Linked DNA regions of Homo sapiens: region 1 is linked to region 2. A link is a contact called in ENCODE Hi-C or POLR2A ChIA-PET data. All regions are on one chromosome and are shown on one strand. The core of a region is the stretch at or near the end of the contact, and the rest is flanking DNA. Distances in the headings are between cores, read along the strand shown. Region 1 overlaps NTNG2 (netrin G2). Region 2 overlaps RAPGEF1 (Rap guanine nucleotide exchange factor 1).

Evidence for each region. A loop is a pair of places that touch in the nucleus more often than their neighbours do. ChIA-PET counts read pairs that join two places held with the same protein, here RNA polymerase II (POLR2A). Pooled maps may share reads with other maps.
Region 1: a loop to region 2 is called in a pooled map, with 4 times the contacts of the local background. The contact joins two enhancer-like sites. A Hi-C loop is called at or near these places in 3 of 50 pooled maps. POLR2A ChIA-PET finds 5 or more read pairs at or near these places in 5 of 52 experiments (CD4-positive, alpha-beta T cell, activated B cell, activated CD4-positive, alpha-beta memory T cell and 2 more).

Annotation. Positions count from the first base shown.
Region 1 is chr9:132,241,072-132,243,771 of GRCh38, reverse strand. NTNG2 (netrin G2) reads right to left here. Exons shown (of 8, transcript NM_032536.4): 8 at 1-1,896. The coding sequence ends at 1,661. Among named protein-coding and RNA genes, the nearest start is that of NTNG2, 80 kb to the right of the region's middle. RefSeq lists silencers at 1,513-1,582, 2,053-2,102, 2,253-2,700. Within about 2 kb of position 1,356, at least 15 of the 41 ENCODE cell types and tissues checked have a DNase peak (open chromatin) inside an H3K27ac peak, as active enhancers do.
Region 2 is chr9:131,719,151-131,721,850 of GRCh38, reverse strand. The region is part of intron 1 of RAPGEF1 (Rap guanine nucleotide exchange factor 1); the gene reads left to right. Among named protein-coding and RNA genes, the nearest start is that of RAPGEF1, 20 kb to the left of the region's middle. Within about 2 kb of position 1,395, at least 6 of the 41 ENCODE cell types and tissues checked have a DNase peak (open chromatin) inside an H3K27ac peak, as active enhancers do.

The sequences.
Region 1 (2,700 bases), core at 107-2,606, 520 kb before region 2:
TAATCTCCTGCTGTCCCCAAGGCCAAGTTTGTTCCACTTGGTCTTAGCTTAGCTTTGGGGACTCAAGGGAAGGACCCAGGTCTAAACCTCGCAGCTGGGAAAGAACAGGTGTGGTGGCAGAAGCCAGTGCTGGGAGCACCTGCAGGTGGAGCAGTGGCAGCAGTTAGCAACCAGGACCGGACCCCCGGCACTGCTCTGAAATAAACATAGGTGGACAGGAGGCTGGACCGAGGGGGAAGTGTGGCCCCAGGGCTGGAGACACCAAGCGGAGATGGGAGAACTGCTGGATCCTCTGAATCAGAGGCCCCAGGGGATGAGCCCCGAATCTAGGAGCTTCCTCACCACTCCCAAGCTGCCCCTGTCCCCTCCAGCACCCCTTCCTAATCTTGAGAAGGTAGGGAGGACAGGGCCGGCACGTCTGGGGTCTCTGCACTGCCCGCCTCTGCCCACCTGGCCATCTGAAACTCTGGAAGGAGGCGGTGGCCGAATTGTGGGTTCAGCTTCATCTGATATTGGACTTGAGGCTCCGGCTGCAACAGGTCTGAGATGACACATCCATCGGAGGTGGCCACCGAGACACAGTATAAATCAGAGCATTGGATTCAACCTCTGCTAGGATTCTCCCTGAGTCATTTCCCTTGGACTTCTGTAGAAAAGGGCCAATACACTCCGGATTTCTTTTTTGGGAAAGGAGGGAGGCAGCCTTTCAGTGTGGGGAGGCTCCTAACAGGTGGGGCACCTGCAGCCTGGCCGCGGGGTGGAAAACTCTGCCAGCCAAGCCTGCGGGGAGGGGGCACTGCCTGCTGGAATCCACAGAAAGGCCCAGGGAAATGGTGGCCCCAGTAGGGAAACCGTTTCTTTAAGGCTGTGTTGTGGATTCCTCTGTAAGCCCCACACCTGCCCACCGTCCCCAACACAGAAAGAAAACAGGCCGTGGAGGCAGCAGTGAGCAAACTCTTTACTCCTCGGATTCTCCACCATCGGCCCCCGCGGTGACCAGTGCTCCCGCCCCGTCCCCCTTGCAGGGGACAGTGAATACAAACAAAAATAGTTCTCTACAGAACGAAGTTTCCAGGCCCCCCACCCCTTCCTTCTCTCCTCCTCCCCCAGACGGTGAGTTCCGTGGTCACCGGGCCTCCGGTGAGGCCTGGGGTCTGGTGGGTTGCAGGAAAAATAAAGAATAGAAAACAGGACCAAGTCAGCGACTGGAATTGTAGGCAACTGGAGGTCGGGGTCCGCCGCCGCCCGTGAGCCTGGCACAGGCCAGGGGGTGTCGGCCACAGTCCCGTGTGTGTAAGTGTGGTGGGAGGCAGGACGGGGTGTGGGGCGAGCAGCGTTTCTCCCGACCCTCTGGCTCACCGCCAGAAAAAAAAAAAAAAAAAGAGAGAGAGAGAAAGACAAAAAAGGAACTGGGCGGCGGATAATACAAAAGAAAAACGAAACCAAATCGCAGGCGCGGGGACCGGAGTCCCAAGGCGCCCCTGCTGCGGGGGGAGGGCAGTGCGGGCGGGAGCGCGGGCCGGGCGGGGGGCCCTGCTGAGTAGCACCTGGGAGCACCTCGGGCCGCACCCTTCTCACCGCCCGGCCTCGGACGCCGGCCCCGCCCCGGGACCCCGGGACCCCCGGCCTCCGGGTGCGGGGAGCGTCCTCCGGGCGGGGCTCAGCGGCCCAGGCGGGCGGCCAGCCCCAGCAGCAGCAGGCAGCCGAGCAGGGTGGCGGGGCGCGGGGCGGCCCCGGGCGCGCGGTCGCAGTCCAGACCGCCGTCATCGTCGGCGGGGTCGCAGCGGGGCTGCTCGCAGCGCACGCCGGTGTAGCCGCGCGGGCAGGCGCAGCGCTGGTTCTGCAGGCAGGTGCCTCCGTTCTGGCACAGCAGCTGGTCGTCGTCGCACACGTTGGCTGCAGGCGGAGGGGGCGGTCAGCACGGGGGGTGGCCCGGTCCCCCCGCCAACCTCCGAGCTCCTGCGAAGCAGGGTGTGCGAGATCCCGGGGGCGCCGTCTGGGCCGGGGATGTAGGAGGCTCCAGGCGCGCTGGGTGCGAAACGTCCCCCCTCGGAGGGTGACGGCGCCCGGGCGAGATCTGGCCCCCGGCTGCCTCCCACCGCTGCCCCTCTCTCCCCGCCCCACTGGCCTCGGTGCTGTTCTTCAGACGCGCCTGCAGTCTCCAGAGCTGTGCACGTGCTGTTCCACGCGCCTGGAGCCTCCTTTCACCCTGTGCCCGCGGCTAACGCCGACTTGGACAGCCTCCCTCCCTCTGTCCCCGCAAATACCTTTCCAACCAACCCCAGCTCGGTCTTTCTCGTAGTTCCCACCAGGCACCACCGTGCCTCAGGTCGCATCAGGCCCCGCCCCGAGCTCTTGGACCCGCCCCTCGGCCCGGCCCCGGACCTCAGCAGCATCCTGTCCCCGCCCACCTGCCAGCTCCGTCTCGCTAGGCCCCGTCCACCGCCCCCGGGTCGGCCCCATCTCACCAGGCCCCTGCCAACTATCCCAACCCTGCCCCGCTCTCACTAGGCCCCACCCACTGCCCCGGCCCTGCCCCGTCTCGCGAGGCCCCGCCCACCGCCTCTTCCCCGTCCCACTAGGCCCCACCCACTTCCCCGGCCCTGCCCCGTCTTGCTAGGCCCAGTCCACCGCCCCTGCCCCGTCCCACTAGGCCCCGCCCACTGCCTCGGTCCTGCCCCGTCCCCTTTCCGCAGGCCC
Region 2 (2,700 bases), core at 146-2,645:
TAAATTATCTCTAGATTACTTACAATACCTAATACAGTGGAAATGCTATATAAATAGGTGCTATACCATCTTACTTAGGGAATATTGACAAGAAAAAAGTCTACGTGTTTCAGTTACAGACACAACCATCCATTTTTTTTTTTTGCCTGAGGTTGGTTGAATCCACAGATGCAGAACCCATGGCTACAGAGGGCCAAATGTCTGTGACTTAGAATCAGGGAGATACAGTATAAGCCACTGACCCGTCTTCGAGCTGAATTCTTCGGCGACTATTCCATACAGTTGGTGGCAATAGATGCCTGGAACACTGGTAAAGAAGTCAGGTCTCCTGCCCTCATGGAGCTTGCTGTGACTGGGTCCAAGTACACCCCTCCAAACGAGACTTCGCCTTAGACTGAAGGGTTGGACTCTGGATTTTTGCTTGTCAATGCACCTCTCTTCTAGCCTCTTAGTTAGATATCCGGACACCAGAGGAAAATTACCCTGAGGATCACCGTGCTGACAGAGCGCGTGACAGATGGAGGGATGAGCACACTTCCCGGCTTCTGCCTGCTGTCCTGGCATCATTATTAACAGAGTCCTCCCTACCCCCTTCGAAATGTCCTGATTTGGATGAGAAAACACTGAGGGAGTAATCATTAACATCTATCGCGTTCCACAAATTCGCACTGGAGAGGGTCTGGGTTTGCAGTGAGAGAACTGCTTCAGGTCCACAGCCTGTTCTAATGCAGGTCAAGTCCATGGAGTCTGCGGGAGGGTCGGTGGGATTGTCTGGGGCTCCGTTCTCCCATGGGCATCTGCTACTTGGCATGTTCCAGTCACTCCTAGAAGCATCAAAATCTGGGATGGTTTGGTTCAAGAAACATAAACATGTACATATAACAACCAGATCACATTATCTTAAGGTAAAAATCACATCAAATCTCAAATTGTTATTCTTTGGAATGGATAAAAGGGATATTAGTATTTTTGTCAATTTAAGTTTTATAGAGAAAGTTGGAAAAATAATTATATAGGGACACTTGTCTTGGTTAACTTGGACAGAGATTTTTTTTTCTGTTGCTGTGGAAAAGATACAGGCATAGGATTTTTCTAAGAAGTTTCATTTTTTATGCAAGTGATATACTGTGGGAGGAGGTTAAAGGAAACAGCCAGAAAGACAGGTAAGAAGCTTGATGTTTGTGACAAATTGATAACTTGCAGCCTGTGATGTTGGCAGGTGTTGCTGACAGGGTCATCTGGGGCCAGGTGGTCGCTGTCCTGAGGACCTGCCGGGTACCCAGAATGCTGCCTGCCTGTTCGGTGGCTCTCAAACGTCAGCACCTGGAGGTTTCTGGGCTCTGGCGCCTGGTTTCTGATTCAGTAGGTCTGTGGTTGGGCTGAGAATGAGCATCTCTAGCGAGTTCCCTGGGTGACACTGCTGGTAGAGGTGGGGGGTATCTTTGGAACCACCACTCAAAGTCTGGAGAGGAATTGGAAGGGTCATAGGGACTTACCTGTAAGATAAAAGGTTGCCCTTATAATAATAATGATGATGATGATGACGTAACAAAGAATTTCTGTGCAGTAATGCCAGGAGCTGTGCTATGTGTATTTAATCCTCTCAAAAGCACTGGAAGGAGGTGACAGTGGCCTCATTTTACAGATGAGAAAACTGAGGCCCAAGGCTGGGCACGGTGGCTCACGCCTGTAATCCCAGCACTTTGGGAGGCCAAGGTGGGCGGATCACCTGAGGTCAGGAGTTTGAGACCAGCCTGGCCAACATGATGAAACCCTGTCTCTACTAAAAATACAAAAATTAGCTGGGTGTGGTGGCCCATGCCTGTAGTCCCAGCTAATCGGGAGGCTCAGGCAGGAGAATCGCTTGAACCCAGAAGGGGGAGGTTGCAGTGAGCTGAGATCGTGCCACTGTACTTCAGCCTGGGTGACAGAGTGAGACTCTTGTCTCAAAAAAAAAAAAAAAAGAAAGAAAGAAAAGAAGAAAATATAGCTGTGTGGGCAATAGTCAGATGAACTATTCCCCTAACTTTGCCCCAATTCGGTGTATGACTATGTACAAATCTTAACTCTTTCAGATCTCAAAGAAAAGCTCTGTGTCTTAGTTTCCTCCTCTGTAGAATGAGAACAGTAACAGTATCCTTCTCTTATCGTGAGGATCTAATGCAACCACGAGAGTAAAATACACAGAAAGGAGCCTGGTACTGCATGGGCTAAGTGCCTAATGAACATCAGCTTACTACTATCTCTCCGGGTGACAGAGTGAGACTGTCTCAAAAAAAAAAAAAAAAAAAAAAAAAGCCCTGAAGGGTTTATGTGACTTGTCCAGCTGGGTTGAAGAGCTAGGTTGAAGCCGCTGCCCAGTATTGAAACAAACCCTTATAAAATAGAGAAGTAGCTTAATAATAGCCCCAAAAAGACATCACAGACTGAAGACTTTTCTAGTAGTATAAGTACACGTGAACAAGAAAATGGTGACACTTCTGCTTCCAGTTCATGCTTCTTGTCAGCAGTATTGCGAGGGAAAAACAACAGTGATCTAATGAGCCCTGACAAGAGATGGCCAGAAGCTGAGCAGTTGGGAAGAAAACTCTTTGGTGAATCTCACTCTGAATGTATATTGTGCCTTGGGATATTAGCTGATTAATTTGGATGACATATTAGTCATGATAAGCAAGACATTTACAAACTAAGCATCCAGAA